Regions from separate parts of the Homo sapiens genome. Here region 2 is linked to region 1. Evidence: chromatin loops called from intact Hi-C (ENCODE). Cell type or tissue: A673. All regions are shown on one strand. Each heading gives the region's core, and the rest is flanking DNA. Links, peaks and the distances in the headings are about the cores only.

Region 1 (5,377 bases), core at 161-5,160:
TCTCCCACCTCAGGCCTGGGTGCACTCCAGGCTCTTGGCCCACCTCAGGTGGATGGGGGACAAAGTTGCTCTTGCCACCTGACTGGCCCTTACGTGGTGCTCAGAGCTGCAAATAGGGCCCCTCTCTTCTGCCTGAGCCTCAGTGCTGACCCTTCAGCCCAGGTCTCGGAGCTGGGCCCTCCCTGTCTTGCTGCTTTGGCCTAAGTGACCCCCTCCACTGTTCTAATCCGAGTCTAACCCAGCTTCCCTGATGCACCCACAGTCCACCTGCATGTCTACGAGTCCCGTGTCACTGTCACTATTCACTGTGCCCTGCCTACCAGCCCACATGGGCATCCTGCTACCTCAAACCAGACCCATGGCTCTGGCCCAAGTGTGGCCCGCCAGCCCCTTGTCTATTTGTGCAGTACCCGAGCGGGCCTCCTGCCTGCCCGGTTGGACAACCAAGAGCTGGCAGCTGAGTCTGTCCACATGGAGTCGGCTCCACGTTACCCCAGCACAGCTGGGCCAGGGGTCTCCCCGTCCTGGCCCACGCATCCAGCCCTTCTGCAGCAGCAAGTCAGCAAGCCCCTTGGTGACCTGCCACAGGGAGAGGGTTCTCAGAAGAATCCTAACAGCTACATGTATTGGGTGCTTACCATGTGCCAGACGAGAGTCCAAGCACCTTCCACAGACGAACAAATTAATCCTCACCACAGCCCCCTGGGGTAGGTGCTAGCACTAGTCCCGCTGTGCAGCTTAAAGCCACAGCCCAGAACGCATACATGACTCACCCAAGTCTGCACAGCTAGTAAATGGCATGATCAGACTCAACAGTGCACCTCCAGGACCCACACTCCCAATCTCTACACAGACAGCTAAAGAGTCTGGCCCTGGGACTTCCAGAGGGAAGCTGCTTGGCATCCACCATGCACCATCCAGCTTACGCCACCTACCCTTCTTGACTCAGATTCTGCCTGCCAACATCAATCTGCAAGGAATCCCATTCCTCCTTGAGGTTGGTGCCCACCAGGGTGGCCTTTCTCATGAAAGAAATAAACCCTAGGCCTCTGAACACTCAGCCCCACCCACGGGGGCCCCTCTGGCATGAGGTTTCCTGCCCCCTACCCCAAGTCCCCTCCAGCCCACAGTCCATTTGGCATTTGTTCTCCCCAGCTTTGTTGGAATCATATCCAGCCATGTCTCATCACAGCTGCAACCCTGGCCCCAGCACCTGACCTGTTCCCAGGCCTCATAACCTTGTTAAAACAAAATTGGCCAATCACATCCAAACACACCAAGAAGCCACTCTTCCCACCACACACTCCTATCTCTCTCTCTCTCCCTCACTCATCCCCCATGCCCCAGGTGCCCTCACCTGTCACAATGGGGTAGGACTGCGGGCCTGGCACACTGCTCCCGATGTCAGCAGGGGTGGGGCTGGCCAGATTGGCCTTCATGTCGTCCAGCCCACCAGCCAGCGAGGCCATGGCTGAATACTCTGTGGTCTGAAAGAAGAAACAGAGACGTCTCAGCACCAAGACTCCACAGTACCTTAGTCAAATGCCAACTCCACGTTCTGAGCTCAGCCACCAAGCTGAGTTAGTCCATGCCTGTGCCAAGGCCCACAAGGGGCTCATGAACACTTCCAGTGTTGAAAGGGCAGAGTCAGCTTGGTGGAACGAGACAGTTGTCCAGAATCAACAATTCTTCCCAGGAGAGGAGGTGGGCAGGACTCAGTGCAACTTCACAAGAATCCAAACTTTGCTCCCTCTGGCCTGCATGTTGCCCTCACCCAGCTCCAGTTGGCCAGAGACCCCACACTCCTCAGTGCAGGGATGGAGGGTCCGTAACCAAAAGCAAGGCAGAAATAAGTGTCTTCTTGCCAAGAGAATGGAAAGAACGGTTTCTGATTTCTGTGCTCTTAAACCACAAAGGTAGAATCACAGAAACAAGGGTTAAGAGGAATCTGGGAGATCATCCATTCCAAATCCTCATTTCACAGATGAATAAACTGAGGCTCAAGGGGAGGAGGGCTTTACCCACCACCAACAGGGAAGAATACCAATTGGGGTGGGTCACCATGAATTCCCACCCTAATCCAATATGGCAAACTAACTGAGCCACCATTTGGCAAGTGTTTTTGAATTCTAGAAGCAGGTAAACACCTGTATGCTGAAAACCACAGGGTGCACATATCTAATTTACCAAGTCCACACCAACCATGTGTATTTAGCCCATGAGTCACGCTCCTTTCTTTAAGCCATTTCACGAAATCAGAGTTTGCAATGAGTCATTTCCTTGTCATCCAAGCCACTGTCAGAATGGTCTCCAGAGAAGGCAGCAAAGGCACCAACCTGGATCTTTCAACTGAAGGATAGACTAAATTATAAGCATGAGTGACAAGTCTCTTCCTCCCACCCCACCCCAGGGCCTATTTTCAGGTAAAGAAAATATATGCGGCTGGGTGCAGTGGCTCACGCATGTCATTCCAACACTTTGGGAGGCCAAAGCGGGTGGATCATTTGAATCTAAGAGTTCAAGACCACCTTGGGAAACATGGTGAAACCCTGTCTCTACAGAAAATACAAAAATTAGCCAGGTGTGGTAGCTTTCACCTGTAGTCCCAGCTACTCGGGAAGCTGAGGCGGGAAGATCGACTGAGCCCAGGAGATCGAGGCTGCAGTGAGCCATGATCATGCCACTGTACTCCAGCTTGGGTGACAGAGCAAGACTCTGTCAAAAAAAAGAAAGAGGTGGAAGGAAGGAAGGAAGGAAGGAAGGAAGGAAGGAAGGAAGGAAGGAAAAGAGAAAGGGAGGGAGGGAGGGAGGAAGGAAGGAAAGAAAGAAGGAAGGGAGAGAAAGGGAGGGAGGGAGGAGGGAATTTGCAAACACTTAAGCCAACAAATTTGTTTGTGCATGTGAAGATTTTATGTGGGGAGTTTCCTCCAGGACGCTGGCATTGCTGATGGAGGACACACCCATGTTGGTCCAGGGTTATGTCCTTGTCAGGGAGGGACACAGAAGCAAGCAGTCTTCTGGAAGGAGCTGCAGGCACCCTGAGTAAAATGATGAGGACTGAGCCACTGGGAGGGAAACCAAAGGAGCCACTGGGTGGCAGGCAGAAGGGGCTGGGACTCAGGCACATTCCTGGTGTCTTTCCCTTCAAATCAGAGATTACTTCCTGGGCAGCTAAAGTTTTGACTGGGGGTGATGGCAGCAGCGAGTCCAGGAGGTGCTGCAGGCCCAGGCTCTAGATGATTCGTGCTGAGGACAGCATGTCCAGAGTTCCCCAGGGCTCTTTGATCCTCATTCATCAAAGGCTGGTTCTGAAACATGTGGAGAAGAGCACAGGCCCAAAGCAAGCCCAGGTCCTTCTAAGGGAGAAGAACAAGGCCAGGGGGACAGGCTTACCAGGCATCAGGAATCGCTACAGAGCTACAGTAATTAAGACAGGGTGGTATTGGCACAGGGGTAGATAAATAGGCCAATGAAACAGAATCCAGTCCAGACCCTGGTCCGTGCACATATGGAACCGTGATATATGAAGGAGATGGTGTACAAATCAGCAGGAAAGGATGGACTCTTTAATAAACAGAGCAGGGGTAACTGGTTATCCATTCAGAAACAGGGGAAAAAAGAAATTGGATCTTCACACCAGACACAAAAATCAATTCCAGGTGGATTAGAGACCTAAATGTGGAAGGCAAAGGCATCCAACGTGGCGAGCTCTAGGTCCAGCCAAAAATCCTTGGGAACAAGTCTGCCCTTCATGGAAGGAAGAGTGCCTTTTCTGGCCTGGGATGCTCACGCAGAGTTCCTGCTCACTGTGGGGTTAGTGGTGGGACCCAGTCATCCTGCTGCCCTGTCTCAGTGCCTCCTCCTCCAAGAAGTCTTTCATAACCACCATTCCCCAGGAAGTGTGAGTCCCACCCTCATTCTGCTGGCCCCGCCAAGTGGTGCCAGAACAATAACAACCACAGTCTTCACAATTGCATCAAAATCTCACACTCACTGAGCATTCACTCTGTACCAGGAGCTTTAGCTGTACTATCCCATTTAATCCTCACAGTCACCCCTTGAAGCAGGCTCTATGACATCCCCATTTTACAGATGAAGAAACTGAGGCTTTTATGATAGCGCAGGAATGACTTGCCTAACTAAGTTCATACAGCTTCTAGGTGCCCAAGCCAGGATTCAAACCTGGGTCCTTCTGACTCCAAAACCTTGACAATGACCCTAATGATCTTTATACTCTCAGTACCTGATCCATTAAAACACAGTGAAATCAACTTGCTGGTCCCAACATTTTTATAAATGAAACTGAAAAAAAAATATCCAAGGGTCTCCCACATAGAAAGGATAAGTCCTGTTTTGTGAATCTTTGTTTCCCATGTCAGTGGGTATGTGTGTACGAGGTAGAGATTAAGATGTACTTCTTGATCTAGGTTACAGCCAGCAAAGTTTGGAAAATACTGCTTCATTCCATGCAGCAAGAGCTATTGGAAAAAGGTTGCTGTCTAGACTTCCTCTTCTGTAGAACAAGACTTGGTCGTGGCATTAGCCTCCTAATTTTCTGAGAATGAATCGGGCATGAATTTAGAATTCCACTCACTGGAAGCAACTCCTTCAGTTCATTGCTGTGTGCAAAGACGGCAGGTCAAAATGCCTCTGACAAGGGTCTTTTCCTAGATGGCATCTTCTAGAGTTTCTGGGCCCCCAGGGGTAGGTCCCAGTTCCGCCCTCCTCTCTGTGTTCCCGAATGCCCTAGTGAATGGTGGGCGTGCATTCGTTCAACCTTTACTGAGCCCTGTTGTGTGCAACATGATGTGTGAAGACCAGACACACTCTTTGACCCTCACCCACAAACACCAAGAGAAGACACATTGGCCCAGAAATTCCATCCAAGAGGGACAAGAGCACAGAGTCATTAATGTATATGGGGCGTGAAGTGGTCAGGAAGGGTTTCTTGGTGCAGGCTGTATTTAACCTGGGAGTGAACAATCCCTAACTCCCAAGACTGAGAACAGCCGAAGTCAGGCTCAGAGGTAATAGGACAAGAGTGACCCAGAAACAGGGCACATGCAATAGTTAGAGGGGGTGCAAGCGTAAAGGGGAAAGATGGAATGGTAGACTAGCTGGAACTCGATTGTGAAGGGCTTGCACAATGAACACTGGGTGAATGAAGGAAGGAGTGCTCTTCCTAGGGCCAGGCAGCATCCCAGCCAAGAGTCAGCATCCCTGCACCCCTCCCCAGCCCACCCTGGGGCCTGGCACATTCCTAGACCTCAGCCTCTTCTCTCTGACATGGGCTGGGCTGCTGGGTCTGCAAGGGAATGCCTTTACTTCCCCCAAGAAAGCAGAGCCAACCTGGGTTTAAAAGAACCACAAAAAGGGT
Region 2 (5,377 bases), core at 133-5,132, 55 kb after region 1:
CCTAGTCACAAGATCTAAAGATTGGGGGGGTGGGGGGAGGGAAGAAAAAAAAGAGTAACTTGCCCAAGATCACACAGCTAAGAAGTGGAGAAGCTAGGGTCCGAACTCAAGCAGTCTGGTTCCAGAGTCTGCTCCTAGCCCTACACTAACTCACTCCACTTAATCCAGACTAGGGGCAAGTGTAGCCCAAGAAAGGCCCCCTGTAGCCCGAGTCTTTTTTTGTTTGTTTTTTTTGGGGTTTTTTTGTTTTGTTTTGTTTTTGTGAGATGGAGTCTCACCCTGTCATCCAGGCTGGGGTGTGCAATGGCACCATCTTGGTTCACTGCAACCTCCACCTCCCAGGTTCAAGCGATTCTCCTGCCTCAGCCTCTCAAGTAGCTGGGACTACAGGTATGCACCACCACACCCGGCTAATTTTTTGTATTTTAAGTTGAGAAGGGGTTTCACCATGTTGGCCAGGCTGGCCTCCCAAAGTGCTGGGATTACAGGCATGAACCACCATGTCCAGCCTTACCCTAAGTCTTAAGGATGGAGTTAGCCAAAGAAATGCCCAGGGAAGAGGAATTGCATTCCAACCAGAGGGAACAGCATCTGCAACAGCCTGGAGGCACAGAAAGCATGGTGCAGGGGAACGGCTATAATTCAGCATGATTAGAATTCAGGAGTTGGAGGAGGGGAAAGGGAGTGAAGTGTGAGAGGCTCTTCCCTCTCTGTCGAGCTGTTCAGCATCACTATCCATTATCCAGAACCTAATATACACTCTGATATACAAACAGTGCAAATACATTATTGAAGCTCTCATGGTGTTGGTATGAAGAGATGGGATTTCTCTGTGCTAAAATGAATCAAGATGACCTGAAACAAGAGGCAGAAAGGAAGTAATACCTGGTGCATTGCCACAGGGCAAGTCTGTTCTCTCTAATCCATACTGTCCAAGTCCATTACCTCATACAGTAGTCCCTAATTACTCCACCTTACAGAGGGATATGCACACTAATTAGAAAGGATGTTAACCGCCATAGTGAAAATATTCTGAAGCAAATGAAATATTACTAGGAGCAAAAGGGTGATTTGTTTCTGTGAATTGTGCTTTTAAATGAGATCAAAGAATGTGAAAGGCTTCATTTTAATTATACCTGGAAGGACCTGGAAGGGATGCATACATCCCTTTTATGGCCTTCATGCACACAGCAGTCTCTCTCCCATCCCCCACTGCACAGAAATAAATAAATAAATAAATAAAAGGGTTTAAAAATCATATTTACTCTGATATCTTTGCATTACCCCTATTTGAGTTTTTAAATTACTGTCTGTATTTTTTCCCAAGGACGATATAACTAAAAAGAAGGTTCGTATTTGAAGTGTATCTATCTGATCATTGCACAAATGTTTTCAGGAGAAATCACTAAATTTCTCCAAGATGGGTATGGGTTTTGTCATAGATCAAAGTGAGAGGGAGGAAAAAAAAGATAAATCATCAGAGATCCAAAAATACTTTTCATTTGGAGAAGATATCAGGCCATTTCGATGGGGCTGATGGAGTCCCTGTTCTGTCTCCATTACCCGCAGCAGGCAGCCCCAGCCAGGAGCCAACTACCAAGATTATATTCCCCATAAGATGGTCCCCGATATCTATATATATATATGATCTTCAACCTCTATTGATTGACCAATTTCACAAGCAAAGACTGGTGAAATGAAGCTGAAATGAACATCATGCTTTAACTCATTGAACCTATCAGGCCTGAGTTAATCTCACTGTCCACTGTCTCTGATAGAATTCAATTGATCAATCATGTTTCGGTGATAGTACCATTTCACTGGCTTATTGCTTCTTCATTTCAGAGCTTGACCTGTTAGATGTACTCGGACTGGCTCGACTCCTCTTGGATACACAGAGATCAGCCTCTGTCTGCCAACGTGTGTCATCTCCTGTCCCAGTTGAAAAGAACTCAAGAGGCTTTTGTGTATGTCTGTGGTGTGTTTTTCCACCAAACACACACACAGGAATGGTGGATTTATGAGGGTGTGGAACTGAACAAGCACAAATTATAAGAAGGGCTCTTCATTATTCATGGAAGCACAATTATTTCCCTTTTATGTAGTTAAATTGACGTGTTTGGGCTCTGTACCTTATAGGGGCATATTCTTGTATTACACTGGCAAGTGTGCATGCCTAGACATCTGAAAAGGATAACAGCGACAAAATGATAACAATCGCACCCCTCAAATACATATTCCTGTGGCATATGAAACATTCATCAGCTTATCTGATTCTCCTGATAATCTCAGGAGATGGGCAGGAGATTACGATTCCCATTTTGCAGATGAGAAAATGGGCTCAGAGACGGAAAGTGGCCTGCCCAGGGTCACACAGCAGAGTTATCAGGCCAGGTGAGACTGAGAGCCCTGGTGTCTCACCTCCTCAGTGCCTTGTACCCCAGTGAGGCCAATCTCCAGGCAATTTCAGAATTACCAAGCCATTTTGGACAAATCACTTTGTCCCCAGCTCATTGGATGAAAGAAACATCCCCAAAATTCAAATCAGAGAATTCTGGAGCTTGGAGTGGATTCCAAGCCTGTCTACAGCTCCTTGTGCAGCTTGGAAACTGAGGCCCAGAAGGCAATAAACTGTTGCCCCAAATCACCAGGATACTCAGCAGCCTAACAGAGACTTGAACTTGGGTCCCAGGTTCTCAGGTCAAGACTTTTTCCACTTTCTCTCAATGCCTCCCTAATTTATGTCAAAACAATGAACTCCTATCGACAGAGAAGACTTCATTCCCTACTGTCAACATGGCCCAATGCACTGCTATGGTTCCTTCGTGGCATTTAATTTAATTTTCCCAACTCCAAGCCAAGACTATGCTTAGGGAAATCAGGAAAGCGGCTTGCACCGGTGGCTGCCTGAGGGAGGTGGCTCTTGGAGGCACAAGGCTGAGCCCAGCATGAGAGTCTCTGGAGGAGGCCAGGGCAATGACAGTCTGCAAATAAGCTTTGCATCTGCTCAGAGCTGGCAGAGTCTGCAAACACACTAATGGACTTCCCTCTGCCTGTGGGGAGTTGGGGAGAAGCCATAAATAAAGCAGGTGCCTCTGGGGGGAGCCATTGCCGAAGCCAGAGACAGGGCTGGGGATTAGGAGCTGGTTAAGGGTTGGGGGAGGGGCTTTGGGCCACCCACTGCACCGCATTGCACTGCCTCCCAGACAAAATGACAACCCACTTACCAGCAGCCCCAATCCCCACATCCCAGATTCCCCAGTCTCTGTTCCAGTCAGTCCCTTGTCTGATGATATCAATACATTCACAATTCCAGACACAGAAGGGTTGGGGGAGGAGGGTCATACAGTCTAATCTGGCCACAGTGTAGAGACCCTGTTGGAGGGAGATGAGACTGAGGCCCAGGGTCGAGTGGGAGCCCTCAGCCAGGACAGAGCTAACAGTGGGAATGGCTATCCAGAGAAGGGGGCAGGTTCGGGAGGTGATTAGGAGAGAAGGTATGCTGGAGTGAGTGACTCACTGGAGGTAGGGGAGAAAATGCACCTCTGAAGTTCCCTGTTGGAGGTTCTAGGCTGCTGTCTACTCCCACTCTGAGCAAAACCCACAGCCCCTCACAGCTTACTAGGCTTTACTGGTACTTAACTGGGTACCCCCCCAGCAATCCCACCTTTCTGACCTCGTTTCCTCCCACTCTTTCCCCGCTTATTCTGCTCCTGCCACACTCGCCTCCATAGGGTTCCACAGTCATGCCAAGCTCACCGGCCTTGGGGTCTTTGCACTTGCTGTTCCCTCTCTCCGGAAACTTCCTCCCCCAGATATCTGCCTGGCTCACTCCTCCCTCCATTAAGGCCTCTGCTCAAACGTCAGCTCATCAGTAGGACCACCCTCCAAAAACAGCAAAGCCCCCCCCCCCTCAGCCCTGCTTCATTCCCTGTCTCCTCACCTAGCTTTGTTTTCCTCCAGAGCATAGAACAGCATGCTGCTTATTTTCCTTATTTAGTTATTGTCTTTCTTCCTTAGAACGTCACTCATGTGGGCAAACATTTTTGTCTGTCTTGTTCATTGCTGTGTCCCCAGCAACTAGGACAATACCTAGCACACATAGCAGGCACACAATAAATACTTGTAGAGTGAATTTCACTGAAACTGGCAAAAAAAAAAAAACAAAAAACAGGTACAAAGGAGAAGGGAGACAGCTGCTCCGGTGTGACCTCCTACTGGGAAATAGTGGCCACACCCTCCCAGGGGACATCTGATGCTCCCCTTCCATGCCTTGCCTAAGGGAAAACAAAGGGGTCCCTAGGGAAAATCCCTGAGGGAAAACAGTGGGGTCTCCCAGGCCTTACCTACCTCTGAGACCACAGTGCCCGACACCACATCAGGAGCCAGTAAATGGATGAATGACACCCCAGGGAAGAGGCTCTGCCTTGGAAGTGTTTAAGTGACAAAAGTGGTGGAGCACAGAGAGCAAGCTCTGGCTCTGCCACTTGCCAGCTGTGTGATCTTACACTTCTCTCAACACATCTGTGCAATGGGGTCAATAAATCATGCCAGGCCTACAGCACTGGTCAGAGCAAACAAGCTGCTGGATTCCAAGTGAGAGAGTGCTGTCTGCACAGTGAGCACCTCCTAAGAGTCAATAAGGACTGAGAGTGAGGACAAGAAAACAGAAGCCATTTGCTAAATTAAAAAGAACAAGGGATGGACCCTGTGGCTCCCCACTGTAATCCCAGCACTTTGGGAGGCCGAGGCAGATGGATCACCTGAGGTCAGGAGTTCAAGAACAGCCTGGCCAACATGGCAAAACCCCACCTCTAGTAAAAATACAAAAATCAGCTAGGTGTGGTGGCACACACCTGTAGGCCCAGCTACTGGGTGGCTGAGGCAGGAGAATCGCTTGAACCCAGGAAGCAGAGGTTGCAGTGAGCCAAGATCATGCCACTGCACTCCGGCCTGGGCCACAGAGCAAGATTTCATCTCAAAAAAAATAAAAAAATAAAAATAAATAAATAAAAAATAAAAAGAACAAGATGTGTACAAAGAGGGGTACCTGGCTAAGGTGAATCCCTTGGTTCCAGCATTCATTGATCTGTTGCTGGTGCTCTGGTCCCAAGCATAGCCCTGCCAGGGAACCCAGTCTCAGCCCTCAGGGAGCCCATACTCTGTCAAGGAGAGAAGGCCTGGAGATGGACTTACAGTCCAAGCTTGTGAAAGTATCCTAAGAGAGCCCTCAACTGCAGGCAATGAAAGTCTAGAGACAGAAAGAACCTGTCCAGTGCAGGAGGATGGGGGGTCCTTCTCCTGGAAGGAGAAGGTGGCATCTGAGCCAGGATTTGGATTTGGGGGCATGAAGGAAGAGGCAAGGGGCATCCCAGAC

What was found. Peaks named below come from ENCODE experiments on the same cell type or tissue, not always from the same donor. Only the 100,000 strongest peaks of a DNase experiment are listed, where the experiment ranks them.
Region 2: it touches region 1 in a loop (2.2-fold over the local background); 6 of 110 quality-filtered maps call a loop at or near these places.

Annotation. Positions count from the first base shown.
Region 1 is chr9:36,921,998-36,927,374 of GRCh38, forward strand. It overlaps PAX5 (paired box 5), which reads right to left. Exons shown (of 10, transcript NM_016734.3): 7 at 1,358-1,487. Among named protein-coding and RNA genes, the nearest start is that of MIR4476, 31 kb to the left of the region's middle. In A673, for the core only: no CTCF peak of the experiment used is centred there; DNase peaks (open chromatin) are centred at 744, 2,264 and 3,054; H3K27ac peaks cover 447 bases.
Region 2 is chr9:36,977,284-36,982,660 of GRCh38, forward strand. The region is part of intron 5 of PAX5 (paired box 5); the gene reads right to left. Among named protein-coding and RNA genes, the nearest start is that of PAX5, 54 kb to the right of the region's middle. RefSeq lists an enhancer at 3,145-3,644. In A673, for the core only: a CTCF peak has its summit at 3,076 (motif pointing right); a DNase peak (open chromatin) is centred at 3,068.